Linked DNA regions of Homo sapiens: region 2 is linked to region 1. Evidence: chromatin loops called from intact Hi-C (ENCODE). Cell type or tissue: IMR-90. All regions are shown on one strand.

Region 1 (8,000 bases):
CAGACATAGATTGTACTACAGTAGTCTCCCCTTATCTGCAGGGGATATGCTCCAAGACCCCAAGTGGATGCCTGAAACCACAGATATTACTGAACGCCATTACAGTCAATCAGCACGTTTCTGTTCATGCTAATGCCTTTTCCATATTTACTAAGCACTAATCATATACTGTGACAGTAACTTTCCAAGTCTGAGGTGCAACAGCAAAACTAGCACAATTTTTTTCCCTTCTCACAATTTGACAGACAATTCATTCTTACCTCCGATTTTAGCAATCTCAGCATGTGATTTTTTTTTTCTTTATTAAGTTGAGAACTTTCACCTTTTTATTCAAGAAAAACACTGCTTATCTTTGGCATGTCACAATTGCCAACATCACTACTTTCATGCTTTGGACCTATTACTAAGTAAAATAAGGATGATTTGAACACAAGCGTTGGGATACCAAGACAGTTGACCTGATGACTGAGATGGCTACTAAGTGACTAATGGGCAGGTCCATAATGCATACAGCATTATATGTATAATGCTGGACAGGGAGATCATTCACATCCCAGGCAGGATGGTGGGGGACAGTGCAAGATTTCATTACACTACTCATTACACCACTCAGAAGAGTGTACAATTAAAAACTTATGATTTGTTTATTTTTTGAAATTTTCATTTAATATTTTCAGATTGCAGTTGATCATGGGTAACTGAATCTGAGGAAAACTAAACTATGGATAAGGGGAGCCCACTGTTATTCATCTTTTCTATCATGCCTTGAAGATTTATTCATTCCCCAAAAATGTCATACTCTTGAGAAGGGCAGCCAGTTTCTCAGTAGCTATCCATTAACAAATTGAAATAGACTAATGGATTGGCAAGGTGATGTGCTAAGTATGCATTCCTTTAGGAATTCCAAGATCCCAACAACAGCCCTGAATCTATAGGAAACTGACCCATCATTGTGAGTTAAAATTTCAATATGACCACATGCCTGGAATGTTAATTCAGCAAAGATCAAGGCGGAACTTCATTTGCCATTTTCATGTAATTTTGTGAAGTATTAATTGCTGATTTCTGTATAATCTTTGCATACTCATGATAATAATGATAGCTATCCATCTCTGAAAAAGGCCGCTGTTTTCAAATATAACTTGCTACAATAATAACAGCTGCCCCTCTCATGAGGAAGTTTGCTGTATTATTTTATATTTTATGAGCAATGAAATGGCAGTATGAACCAATCCTTGACCTCTGACTTCAAGAAATATATGAACTGCTTCTCTTCTAGTTCCTTTGTTACTTTGCATATTACCAAGCATTGGAACAAAGCAAGCATGGTTTTAATTTTCACCTGCCAAAACTGCTAAAATCAATCTTGCTGTATTCAATAAACAACTCACTGTGCATAGATGGGTAAATTTTATTAGTTGATGAATAGCAATGGAATCCTGCCGTTAAATCATAAAATAAAACCCATATATGTGACAAATATCTTTCAGTCCATGACCGTCTTCCTAGGTAACCATATATAGTATGAAAGATGAATTTTCTTATGACCTTATGCGTACAGGACAAAATACAATGATGTTGTAAGTCATGAGCTTCATACAAAGTAGTTCATTCTGAGTAAAGTGTTAGAAAATACTCCCAAGAGTAGGAGGCCATCTTTCAGTACTGATTTTAATTTAAAAACCAGATTAAAAATTAAAACCATATTAAAAATGCCAAGATTTTTAATATGATCAATATTTGATAAGTAATGTTGAATACATTTGTTATTGAGAGGTACATCACTAATATTTTATTAACTTCTTTCCTTCTGGATAATACATCCACGGTGTGAATTTCCACTGGGACCTACAGTTATTAGATCAAGTAGATTGAAGCACACATAACCAAATGGATTTTTTTTTTCCTTGCATTAAGTCCCAAAGCAACTGTCATCATGCACTAGAGACGCCAGAAATCTAGGTCTTTGGTTATACTTACTGACATGGTTTGGCTGTGTCCCCAACCAAATCTCATCTTGAATTGTAGTTCCCATAAACCCACGTGTTGTGGGAGGGACATGGTGGGAGGTAATTCAATCATGGGGATGGTTATGTCCATGCTGTTCTTGTGACTGAGTGAGTCCTCACAAGATCTAATGGTTTTATAAGGAGCTTCCCCCACCACCTTCACTCTGTGCTTCTCCTTGCTGCTGCCATGTGAAGAAGGACATGTTTGCTTCCCCTTCTGCCATTATTATAAGTTTCCTGAGGCCTCCCCAACCCTGCAGAACTGTGAGTCAATTAAACCTCTTTTCTTTATAAATTACCCAGTCTTGGATGTCTTTTTTAGCAGTGTGAGGACAGACGAATACACTTGCTTACTGAATTTGAGACCTATTTTACATTTAAAAATATATATTATAGTGCCTTGATACTTAGTGGCATTTTCGTATTATGGAGTCATTAACAGTGTGATTGCCGTTCCATGGAAACAACAACAACAACAACAACAACACCTATTTGTCTATATTGCCCACTTGAGAATTTAGTTTCAACCTCCTGTTAATGAGATGCTTTTATTGCCACAATTTTTTTAGTTGTTATTATTTTATACATTTTTAAAAAAATATGCTTCACAAATTTGCATGTCATCCTTTCACAGAGGCCATGCTAATCTTCTCTGTATCATTCCAATTATAGTACATGTGCTACCAAAGCAAGCAATTCCCACCATTTCTAAACAGTTCTAAATTTTTTTTTTGAGGTACGCAAGGGAGTGAAGTGGGGCACAGGTATAACAGAGGGATTTGCCCACAATCCATAGCCAAACATAGAGGGCACAATAAGGTCACAGCTTCATGGGGTGAATATTTATTTCTGAGCCCACTGAATTCCCCTAGGGACAGGAAGGCTGAGCAGCAGTGACATCCAGTTATAATTCTGTTATCTTGTTGAAAGCAGGTTCAGTGAGCTGGACAAGTCCCTTCTTATTCTCTAACAGCAACATTAAAACATGAAGCGAGTGTGATTTCTGGATAGAAAGATTCTCCTGAGAATTCTGTGGGTACACCGTGTTTTATTTGTTGTAATATATGCACTTCAAGTTTCTGGGTCAAATGCACACATAGCTTCATGTGGCTTATGTAAGTATCTTGGAAAACAGTTTACAACTTACTGTTTACAGTTTCATAGCCCTTGAGAGAAGTGATGCATTAATTTTCTGGTGAAGATTAGGGGCCTTTTTGCTTTATAGGGGAATTGGGCTAAGAGTTTCCCTAACCACCCAGGTTGTAATCCCTGCCATGTTATTAACACAGTAAAGCCAGTTTATTGTTTTAGTCTTATCTCTTGATTTACAAAATTGAAGTGTTGAATTGGATGTTCTTTAAGGTATTGTGCCCCCAAAACAAACAAAAAAAACTAATGAACAAACAAAACTATGACTTTTCTTGTTAAATATTTCAGTGAGAAAGTTTCTGTTCATTTGGAGTGAAGGGAAGTGTGTAACCCATCATGCTTGTTTAGCAGGGACATTGACAAAGCCAAGGATGATTTTTTTGTGCATGCAAGTTAGATTTCCTGGTGAAAGAACAAGAGAAAGACACTAATTAATTAGAGACACAGAAGGAAGTAAAAAGACAGCCCCAGACTTGACCCTCAGCAGGATTTGAAGCTGACATCCAGGAAACTTTCATTCTTAATTAGTGATGCTTCTGCTACTTTTTTTTTTTTTTTTTTTTTTCCATCCTTTGCAAGCACGGATTGCCCCGGTCCTTTAAAATCTTCTAATTCCCCTCCTCTGCTAATCTGTATCCACATGATGAAAGCACTGTATGGTTCTCATTGTATTGTTTTCAAACTCTGTTATGTGCTTTAGGGCTAAGTTACTCTTAGAGAGACCACTAAAAACAACTATAAGGAAGTTTTTGCAGAAATTTTTCTTAGGATATCTTTTCAGAAAAGGAACTGCTGAGTTGAACTACTGTAAATGACACTTAAAGGTATTGATAAATATTGTCAAACTAGCCTCCAGGAAGATTATACCCCTGGAGGAGAGTGCCTGTTTCCTGGAATTACATCGTTGTTTTATTTTAAACATTTCCACATGGGTTTCATTTTAATTTACATTTCTTTGATGACTAGCAAATAGAACATTTAAGTTTATTAGTCATTTTATTTATTATTGTATGAATACACTATTTATGTTACAGGATAGGGGTCCCGATCCAGACCCCAAGAGAGGGTTCTTGGATCTTGCGCAAGAAAGAATTAAGGGTGAGTCAACAGTGCAAAGCAAAAACAAGTTTATTAAGAAAGTAAAATGATGAAAGAACAGCTACTCCATAAACAGAGTAGAGCATTCTCGAAAGTAAGAGGAGGAATGTGTCCACCCTAGGTACAATTTTTTTTAACCTAGTTAAAAAAATAAAAAATAAAAAAAAGAGAATACTTTTTTTTAACCTAGGTACTTTCTTTTACCTAAGTTAAAAAGAAAAAGATCATGAGGAGATGTGCTCTGCTACAAGGGTTTGTGATAAAGGATTAATTTTCTTAATTACTATATTTTGCAAGAATTAATATTACTGACTTTAAAGCAAAATTAGGAATGCCTTTGTTCTCAAGTTATTGGGATATCAGGACACTCCCAAGTCTGGGTCTGTTTAGTAAACATCATCCATCTGTTCCCTTAACCTGAAGCATGTAGAGGCTAGGAATACCTAACTTTCCGGGAATGCAGCCCAGCAAGTCCCAGCCTCATTTGTGCCAGTTTATTAGGAAAATAAAGGAATGAAAGTATAGCTACTCCATAGACAGATCAGCCCTGTGGGCTGCTGGTTGACCATTTTTATGGTTATTTCTTGATGATATGCTAAACAAGGGGTGGATTATTCATGCCTCCCTTTTTAGACCATAAAGTGTAACTTCCTGATGTTGCCATGGCATTTGTAAACTGTCATGGTGCTGGCAGGAGCGTAGCAGTGAGGATGACCAGAGATCACTCTCATCACCATCTTGGTTTTGGTGGGTTTTGGCCGGCTACTTTACTGCAACCTGTTTTGTCAGCAAGGTCTTTATGACCTGTATCTTTTGCCGACCTCCTCTCTCACCCTGTGACTTAGAATGTTTTAGGAATTCTAAGTCTGGGAATGCAGCCCAGAAGGTCTCAGCCTTATTTTACCCGGCTCCTGTTGAAGATGCAGTTGCTCCAGTTCAAACACCTCTGACGTTTATGTCTTGCCCACTTTCCTTTTGGTGTATCTGTTCATTTTCCTATTTAATCCAACTCTTTATGGTAATGCTATAGCATAGATTCCAACATTTTATGTAATGAATCTCTGAAGTGAAGATATTAATTGATATGTTCCAGACATCAAACATGTTGAGAGCAAAGTTGATTTTTATTTGAAAGATAAGAGGTATGATTATTTTTGTAGTTTTGAACAAATGAAATATACCCTCATTCTCTATATGAAAAGGGACTGAACTGAGCAGTCAATAAATATCTGAAAGAGGGATACAGATGTGAATTCAGAAAAGAGAAAAAAAATCAATCTGCGTTATTCCCACAATATTCTTGGGCTATATTTCATGCTAGGATAATTTGTCCTGTTTCTCCTAAGTCACAGAGACAATGATTTTTAAGGTATTACTGTCAGTCTTTCCCAGGTAACAAGCACAGGATCAAGGGCTTCATCGGTACTGGCCTTGTGATCTCTTTTATGTTGCAGAAACTCCTGTGTAAAGCTCACAGGAAAAGTGAACACATTTAGCTTCCTCTAGAACCAGGACCATGTTTGTCTGTGTCCTTCTTTGAGGCCATTTCTTAATCTCTACTGAAAAGTGAAAGATAAATGGGAATAAAATAAGCTACATATTACAAGATCAGTAAAAAGAGACAAAACAATAAAAATAAGCACCTACATTGAAAGCACTGAGTCAAGCAAAATGAACTACAACAAAGCATTAAGGTGGGTTTGTCAGCTGGATTATTTATAACCCAAAACAATAAAACAAACCTAGGATATAAAGCTTAAAGTTCAATTCTTAAAATAGGTTTAAAGAAAGGGTTGCAGAGTATATATTTTATGTTGTACAATCAACCTTATGGTCTGGGTCAGTTAATAATGCCACTCTTCCCTACTGTAACTATCATAAATGTCATTCATCAATCCAGCATTATTTTCAACTGGGCCTAGACAAAGCCTTAGAATGTCTCCCAACAGAACTCTCCAAGCAGCTATTATCAATCAGGAAGTTGGTATTTGAATTAGCACGTATTACCATTTCAATGCTGGACTCATCTGCTGAAGGTATGTACAGTTTTATTAATTTAAAGATAGAAAAGCCAATCAGCCTTTATGCAGCAAGTTAATTCTTTCTCTAAAGTTAGCGGCTTTCTAGCAAAGGCTTCTTTCTCAGCTCTTGAATCTTCTTTAAGCCAGAGCTTTCCAACTGGAATACACACCAGTAGGTCAAAACAGGTACAGGTACATAGAAGTTATTGATTCCTCAGCCTTGAGAAGGCCAGGTGGGGTTGAAGATACCAGAAATCCTGGGCTGTTATTTACAGCCATAAACAGCCACATCTGTGTACTCCAGTGTGCAGATATTATTGTTTTCTATACATATTATGAAAAAGATGGAAAGTTTTGCTTTGAATTGTGGAACAATCCTGCCCTAGTCAGAGACATTTACTAGTACATGGGTGGTTTCTTTTAACTCTTACTCAAAATGTTAGAATTTTTCAAAATCATCACAATAAAAAAAAGTCAAAGGATTTATATTTTGAATGGAATGTGTGTATATTTATGTACATACAATCAAGTGTCACTTAAAGGCAGGGATATGTTCTGAGGTAATCCTTAGGCAATTTAGTCATTGTGTACCTATCAGAGAGTGTACTTACACAAACCCAGATTATATAGCCTAACACACACCAGGGCTATAGGTATAGCCTATTGCTCCTAGGCTACAAACCTGTACCTGTAAGACATGTTACTGTACTGAACATTACAGGAAATTGTAACACAGTGGGAAGTATTTGTGTGTCTAAACAGCTAAACACAGAAAATGTGCAATATGAGACCACCATCATATATGTGGTCTGCCATTGACCAAAACGTTTTTATGCAGTGCATGACTGTATTTATTATATGTATACCTATTTTTCAGTCTGAGACACAACTGATTTTACCTGGAGTGAAATACATCGCTATTTTTCGGTGAAGCTCCTTCCATGTAAGCATAAAAGTCCAGTAGACGATCATGAGTATTTAAGGAGCATTATTTGATAATGTAGGTTATTTTGGTGGCAGGAGATGTTAAAGCCTAGTTGAGATTAACTTCATGGAGTGACTTCCTAAGGCACTTATATCTTCTCTTTCTCATTCAAATCTATCTAACTTTCATCTCTCTAGACACTTATAATCATGGTACTAGATTGATATGAATTAATAGGTTGATGGAAAATATTTCTTAATAAATTTAAATTTTTCAGGTACAATTAATCTTTAATGACCAGGTATGTGTATTATGGGGCACTGAATGGGAACCAGTTTGAAAACATAAAACAAATTGTAATTTACACATTCAATACAAACAAAACTATAAAGTCAATAAAAAGCAAATTGACAGTTAATTTAATGTGACAGATGATTACTTTTAATAGAAAGCAATCACATTTAACATCACAAATATGAGCTGATTACCCCAGAGCAATTCTTTGGGCCAAGCAGACTGATGCTTCTTCTTGCCTCATAACTGGGTCTCCTTCAATCCTTTCTAAAATTGCTTTTAGAGTGATCATTGCAAATGATTCAGTTCTTTCAATGGCTCCCTACTGCTTACTATAATACACAAATATAAGTTAGTGAACAGAATCCTTTTTATCTGAGTCTTGCTTACCTCCAGCCTCATCTATTTTAATATAATCTATAATTATATAAACAGGTGTATATAATTTTTCCAGCTATACTATACTAAGTATTTGTAGTCTCCATAGATGTCATCCTGTTTCTC
Region 2 (8,000 bases), 450 kb before region 1:
AGAAGCATGGGTTCCCAGGGGTCACACATTCTGTCACCACTTCCCTGGGCAGGGAGTTTCCACTGGCTCCATGTCACTCCCCAGTGGGCCATCATCCTGCCTTAAGTTTCTTTGTTCTCTGTGGGTTGAGTTGTTTCCTTGATTAGTCCTTGATGAGTACTGGATGTTTCAGTTGAAGGTGCCGTATTTACTTGCCCCTTCAGTTCTTCTGGGTGAGAGGCAGCACACTAGCTGCTTCTAGTCAGCCATCTTGGCTACCCCCTCCCCATCTAGGTTTTAGATTTCTACAAAGCAATAATCTGAAAAGATCATGCAGTGCTTACAAACAATAGGTGTAAATGGTTGTCTGTATTTCTCCATTTGTGGAAAAAGAGGTATACCAGAATTAATGAGAAACCGTGTACCAGGCTCTGAGCCAAGCACTTTTTCAAACATAATCAAATTTAATCCTTATAACTATTGTACAAGGTTAGTACTGGTATCACTACTTGACAGATAAAGAAACTGAGGCTTATGAAGCCCCTTTTGCACTAGGGATGATAACTGGAGAAGCAAATATTTTCACTCAGGCCTGGTTGATGCATATTTTCTGCTCTTCTGTGATACTGCATTGCCTATTATCTGAGATTTGGCCTACATTTAAAATTCTAATCTTGAATCCCTGGGGCAAAAATTTGACAGCAAAATGAGTTATAGCACCTTTGGAAAGCAAAAGCTTGAGCTACCCAAATTTCCTGGATTCCCTGAGGTTTTCCAAAGATATTCTTTAATAGAATTCTCAAACGTTTTGAGCACTTGTATCCCAGACTTCAAGATTGAATAAATGACATTTGAACGTGGCTTGGTTCTATAAGTAATTGGGAAACCTATATTAAAATTCCTAGAATTTGTGGCCTAGAAATCACTTAGAAGAATGGAATTGGAGAGGTCCCTTGAAGACTCCCTTTTACTCTCAAAATATTCTTCAGAAGGGCTGGGCAAGGTGGCTCACGCCTGTAATCCCAGCACTCTGGGAGGCTGAGGCGGGCAGATCGTGAAGTCAGGAGATCAAGACCATCCTGGCTAACACGGTGAAACCAGTCTCTACTAAAAATACAAAATATTAGCCAGGTGTGGTGGCATGCACCTGCGGTCCCAGCTGATTGGGAGGCTGAGGCAGGAGAATCACTTGAACCCAGGAGGTGGAGGTTGCAGTGAGCTGAGATCCTGCCACTGTACTCCAGCCTGCGCAACAGTGAGACTCTGCCTCAAAAAAAAAAAAAAAAAAAAAAAAAAAATTATTCAGAATGAGACAGAAAAAATGTGACCTAATTCTGTGACTATTCCTCTTGTTTATTTCTCTATATATTTCTCCAATTCTTGCCAAGTTTCCTAAGCCTATCAAGAATTTGAGCTCCTAGGTACTTCTTTTACTTAATATTTCTCAATGGAATGCGTTTTTTATAAAAACTAGTTAAATATAATATACATTAGGTCTTTATTTACATTAGGCCAATGTATGTTTGGTCTAGTGTAAATAAAGTATTTCACAAAAATTCAGTAATAGAATCTATGGTAAAGATGGCAGATTTTGGAGTCACGCTACCTAGACTTGAATCCTGTTTTCCTAGTTGTATAACTTTGGCCAAAGTGTAATGTTTATGTCATTCTGTTTTCTTTTAGTTAAACAGGGAATATGATGTCGCCTATCTCATATAGGATTACTTTGAGAATTATATGAGGCAATACTTTTAAAGTCACTTAGAACAGTGCATGTTATAGTATCAAGTAAGTTCTGAATGTATTTTCTTTTATTAATCATTTTTATTTATACATAGTTGAAACATTTTTGTGATTCTGTTTTCACAAAATAATAAAGAGTGAAGGAAGATGGAAGTGTATTATGAAGAAAGGAGGGAGGAAAAGAGAAAGGGAGGGAAGAACGGAGAAAGAGAGAATGTGGAAAGGTAGATGTGAAGTAGGAAGATCAATTAGGAGTATACTTAGGTCTCTGACAGTTCTAACGTGTTTAAATACACAGTGAAAACTCTGCATACTCTCTTGCAATTCTTATATTCATTTATATTGAACATATGAACATTTCTATTTTATATTCATTTATATTGAACACATGAATATTTCTTAGGCAGTTGCTTTGCTACTGTAGCTCACAGACTTAATAAAGGAATCTGCTACTTGCTAACAAAAATAAACATTCAAAAGTTGTGAAGCTAGAACCGTCACTTAGTAACCCTTCACCTCAGCTCAAAGCCATATAAAATCCTTGATATATAACTGTGCTTAATTGCGTTGTGCTCAGTTAGAGCATCATAACTTATCTATAGTGCATTTATCTCTAGGAGGGTCAAATGTATAATTTTGCTGCCACATGATACTGATTTTTCTATATTATAGTTATTCTGGTCAGGTTGTAGGTTAAAAGCAACTCTCAGCATTGTCTTCTTTCAAATGCAACATGAGTGGGTTTTTTTGTTTGTTTGTTTTTTGTTTTTTTCTTTTTTGCACAAGATTACATGTTCAGTTATCCCAACCCTTGCAAAGGAAAATTTATAAGCCTTCCTGGAAAAGCAGAGCTGAAGATTGCTGTTTTATGGTTTCACTTTGATCAAATTTATAGGCATAATCTGAATATGACCTTTTTCTAAGATTAACAGTTCCTTCCTTAAGTGCTGACCATGGTTAGGAATGGTAGTATTGTAATTTGAATTTTTAAAAATTCCCTGGAAAGTACTATTCTTTTCAAGACATAAGAAGAATGTGGGACTCTCAGTGAAAATGGAATTTAGGAATGATGCTAATAGTTCTTCTTTATAAATTTATTATTCTTGGGAAAAAAAACACTGATAACTTTTAAGAAATCTTTTATTTTTTTTCTTTGGTCTTCTAGTATACAGGTTTTAAAAAAAAATCCACATGAATAGTGATATATATACAGACACACACACACACATACTGACACATATACACACACATACACATATGTGCACACATTCTTCTGTATGTACATATTCTGTTGTCAGTGGTGTCTAAATTATTATAATTATTATTTCAAAGACTTGCACTGAGCTTTATTTTCTAATAACAAATATATTTTATTTTGGTAAACTTGCTGCCATTTTAGTAACTAATATTTAATTTTGCTGTATACCTACATAGATGTAAATATAGTTATGAACTGCTATTTTTAACATTTTATATAATTATATTTAATTAGACATGTAACACCTTTGACACGAAACTTGACATATTGTTAATTTTTGCCAGTTAAACCCGTAACTAAATTTAATTCTTTAAAATACAAAATGTTTCCTGAAATGTCATTAGGGCATTCTTACACATAAATATATTCATGGAGGCCCATATAGAACTTATTTATTTATTTATTTATTTATTTATTTTTGAGATGGAGTCTTGCTCTGTCGCCCAGACTGGAGTGCATTGGCTTGATCTCCGCTCACTGCAACTTCCACCTCCCGGGTTGAAGCAGTTCTCTTGCCTCAGCCTCCCTAGTAGCTGGGACTATAGGCGTGTGCCACCAAACCCGGCTAATTTTTGTAATTTTAGTAGAGACGGGGTTTCACCATGTTGGCCAGGCTGGTCTTGAACTCCTGACCTCAGGTGATCCACCCGCCTCGGCCTCTCAAAGTGCTGGGATTACAGGCGTGAGCCACCACGCCTGGCAAGAATTTATTTTTTTATGAATGTTGAATTTATCAGATGTCACTAAAGATAACTTTTGTCTGGTACTTTATTGTGACTATTACTACTTAACCAATCTTCCTAAAACTGAGTGTCACAACACAGTCATTTTATTATCTTTCATGGCTTCTATGGGACAGGAATTTGGACACAGAACAATAAAGATGGCTTTTCTTTCTTCCATGATGTCAGGGGTCTCTTCTGGGAAGATTTGATGGCTGTGGTGACTCAAAAACTGGGGGCTGGAATCATCTAGGGCTGTCTGCACTGATGTATTTGTCCATTGATACTGGTTTTAGACTGAGTCCTCATCTGGACTGTCAGTTGAAACACTTACTGTCTTAGTTCTTTCAGGCTGCTATAAGAAAATATGATAGACTGGGTGACTTATAAACAACAGAAATTTTATTTCTCCCAATTCTGGAGGCAGGGAAGTCCAAGATCAAGGTGCTGGTGAATTTGATGTCTGGTGAAGGCCCACTTCCTCATACACAGTTGTCTTCTCACTCTAGCCTCACATGGCAGAAGAGAAAGGGGTCTCTCTGGTGCTTCTTTTATAAAGACACAAATTCCTTTTATGAGTTCTCTACCCTCTTGACCTAATCATCTCCCAAAGATCCCACCCTCTTGACCTAGTCATTCCCCAAAGATCCTACCTCCTACTACCATCACCCTGGGGGTGATTATTTCAGCATAGGAATTTGGGGGAAACATAAACATTCAGGCCATAGCTCTTACCCATAGCCCTTCAAATGGGCTTTCTCACAACACCCAGTAGGGTTTCAGGTGCAAGTGTCCCCAGAAAGCCAATTGGAATCTATTTTACCTGTTACGACCTAGCCTCGAAAGTCACATAATATCACTTCTGCCATGGTTGCAAGCCTGCCCAGTTCCAAGGGGTGGGGAGGGTTGTCCCTGATACCATCTCTTAGTAGGTAGAGTGTCAAAGTCACACAGTGTAATGGGGGATATTGTTGCAGCCATCATTGAAAAATATAATTTTTTATATTGGTGTAAAAAAAACAAATTCAGTAATCAGCTATTATTGGCTTTTAATATATTTCACACTACATTGACTTTAGTTCCATCTGCAACCTCAGAATTTGGACCAGGACCAACATCACAAATGAGCCATACTATAAACACGGAACACCATTGCACTATGCCCTTTACAAAGGAATGTTAGTATAATCTTACAATTCACTGCAGAGAAATGATCAGTGTTCTGTCCTTTTAGGACATGGCCAAAGAAAACAAACAAAGTTACCCTTAGCTACAGTAGCTAAACATTCAACAACAGAATATGTCTTCACTGCTATTCGGAAGAAGAAGTGTGGAGCAAGAGTAATACTAATATGTGCCAAATAATAGCATATTGAGATAACTATCCATTCCCAGATTCTCTGTGCTCCTTTTTGTGCACTGGTCTTGAGCAGCAGTTCTCAAGATTGTTATCCATTGTCTATTTGCATTGGAACCATTGAGGGCAGGTCTAAGCAAACTACAGCCAGCAGATCAAATCCAGCCTGGTCAGTTTTTTATGACCCGGTTTGCTAAGTATTGGTTTCCTATTTTTAAAGGAGTACAAAAAACAATCAATGACAACAAAATAAAAATAAGAGACAGAGAATACCAAAGTTTAAAATATCTACTATCTGTCCCTTTACAGAGAAACTTTGGTCGCCCCCAGATCTTACATACTTGATGAAAGTGTAGAGTCCTTGGTTTTACCAAGGACTCTACAAACCTACTGAATATGAATTGAGAGTAGGGAGTAGATTTTGGGAATCTGCATCTCTGAAGAGTTCCCAAAAGTTTTATAATACCTGGTATATCTTGAGAATCACAAATTTTGGTTGTCCACAAATCCTTGGAAATATGCTTGGTTTGACTAATTTGACCAATGCATTGATTTTCATTGTTATACTTTGCTGTGTAAAACATACATATACATGATTCTATTCATCACAGTAGATTTTGTGTCATAGCCAAAAAACAATGAGTTGATAATCAAGTGAGCACTATTTTTCTAAAAAAGCTAGGATCCTTTTTAAATCTGGGCTTTGATACTTTTGAAATGTTTTTGAACTATATATGGTGTTCTTGAAGAGTTCAAAGCCTTTTTTTAAAATAGTCATCCTAGAAAATTATTCCCCCAAATAGTAAGGTTGTGCACAACTTTGTTTTAATTGTCAATAATTTGAAACAATTTTAGCATGCCACTATAAAAGGCTAGTCAAACAATTCATATTTGTAATATGACATACTTAGCATCATAAAAGTAGCATTTTACAAAAATAATAAAATAGAAATATGGTCAAACTGAAAATTAAGGAGCTTACAAAATAATTTGTAATTTAATTTCATTTGAATCAAATAGCTATTAACATTTGTATGTTTATATCTATCTCTTTATTCATCTATGTATCTAGCTATTTATCTCTTTTCCTCTCTACTTGTCTCTTTAGATAAAGGATGGAAGGACAGAGAAAAAGATAAAGGACAGAAGGATGTGCTGGTGTCATTAGCAAACATGCCAATCTGTATTTTTCACATTTCTATTTCTGTAATAAAGAAAAATAATTTTACATAAAAAGAGAATAATGCTTAAAATTTCAAATTACATCATTTCCTGCAATGAAGACCTATACAACCCTATTTTAGTTAGAAAGTATTCCATACTTCATATTTGGAATAATACCTTCATGAGTCATGTTAAGTTGGGATGTAAATGTAGCAAAAATACCTTCATGAGTCATGTTAAGTTGAGACGTGAATGTAATTCTCAGGAGGCAAGAATAAATCGTTAGCTTTTTCCATTAGAACAGCAAACTAGGGACAGCCTTCTAAATGATATGGTAAGAAAGAACCTGCAAGCTCACATTATGAACAAATATGCTGACAGATACGACTCAACTAAAATGATCAAAAAAAGAGAAAATAGGCGGAGTGAATTTATTATCTCCAAAGTATAGAGAGGTTATGCTTGAAAGGGTATTTTATGCTGATCCTAATCTGTGTTCTCCTTCCCTTCTTTCTCTAAATCTTTTTAATTTTAATTGATAGTAGATGGTGAGGCAATATATGTTTAGGTAAAGTTAATATAAAGAGTTCAGGTAATAAAACAAAAGTTGTGCCTAAGTGCTTTTATATTCTTTTTACTTGTCGATAGACGCCTTCAACTTTAAATGTTGTAATCAATATAACTTTGTGTTGCATCATCCTTCCTGCAATATGTCTAGCAAAATACTTCAAAATATTTTACAAATACTTGCTGGTTAAATGTTATTTTTCTATTATTACCCCCACTCTGTTCTTACTGCCATAATTTCTCTTTCCTTAAAACCACTAGTGATGTCCTGTATTATTCAACATTGATTTATAGCCTTGGTCTGTTATTATTCCCCTATATCAAACCCTTTATTCCAAGCATACCAAGCTCTTCAGTTTTCTAAACCTAAGATAATTTTGTGTTACTCTATGCCTCTGAACATGCTTTTTCTCTTATCTCTGTTGCCTTCCCCTGTCTAATTCATTAGGCAAACTCTTATTCATTTCCAAGGCCAAAGATCAAACACTTGTTCTGTAAAATTTTATTTGCTACATACTACATCTTTGGTACAACTAAATCTCCAGACCCGTCAGATCCTAATTTGTGATACCACTATGGTAATCTGTTCATCTTTCTAACATAGTTCTTATCATATTACATTGCACTAATTTTCTCTATGACACTTAAAGTAGGTTGTCTTATATTTTAATCTTCAGCACTCAGCACTTAGTAAATATCCAATACATATTTGTCTCACAGATGAATCTCTGTTCCCCTTCGTGACTCTTTTAACATTAAGCATTCTGGCCTAATTATATAATTCTCAGACTGCAGCTCAAATCAATTGCTTATTTTCCCCACTTTAGACAGGATTTGCCTGTGATAGCAATTTTCCTATAACCTCAGAGATAATTGAATAAAGAAGAAAGCCAGGGGTGTTTGGTCCTAAATATTGAGTTCAGTAGGCACATCTATTGTGATTGCTTTTACTCTGAGCCACACACTACTAGAAAATGGACCATGACCTCAGTCTATTGAGGAAGGCAGACAGGCACAGATAATAGAGGGGAATATTGGACTGAAACATGGTAATGGGAAGACACGTAAGGAGGTTGCTGACGTGGTTGTGTTTGTAACCCATGGAAATTAATGTACTAAATTGGAGTCTATGGTGTTGCTTTTAAAAGTGATAACAGTCTGTACTAAAGATGGATTTATATCTGGGTATAAGGAAGCCTGCATGACATTA

The links. Hi-C counts contacts between places; a loop is a spot of excess contacts. Peaks named below come from ENCODE experiments on the same cell type or tissue, not always from the same donor. Only the 100,000 strongest peaks of a DNase experiment are listed, where the experiment ranks them.
Region 2: it touches region 1 in a loop (4-fold over the local background); 1 of 110 quality-filtered maps calls a loop at or near these places.

The regions. Positions count from the first base shown.
Region 1 is chr3:175,394,644-175,402,643 of GRCh38, forward strand. All of the region lies in intron 5 of NAALADL2 (N-acetylated alpha-linked acidic dipeptidase like 2), which reads left to right. It also overlaps the pseudogene RNU6-1233P. Among named protein-coding and RNA genes, the nearest start is that of MIR4789, 29 kb to the left of the region's middle. In IMR-90, no CTCF peak of the experiment used is centred here; a DNase peak (open chromatin) is centred at 4,238; H3K27ac peaks cover 4,029 bases.
Region 2 is chr3:174,944,795-174,952,794 of GRCh38, forward strand. The region is part of intron 1 of NAALADL2 (N-acetylated alpha-linked acidic dipeptidase like 2); the gene reads left to right. Among named protein-coding and RNA genes, the nearest start is that of NAALADL2, 89 kb to the left of the region's middle. In IMR-90, no CTCF peak of the experiment used is centred here; DNase peaks (open chromatin) are centred at 1,367, 4,927 and 6,447; H3K27ac peaks cover 5,180 bases.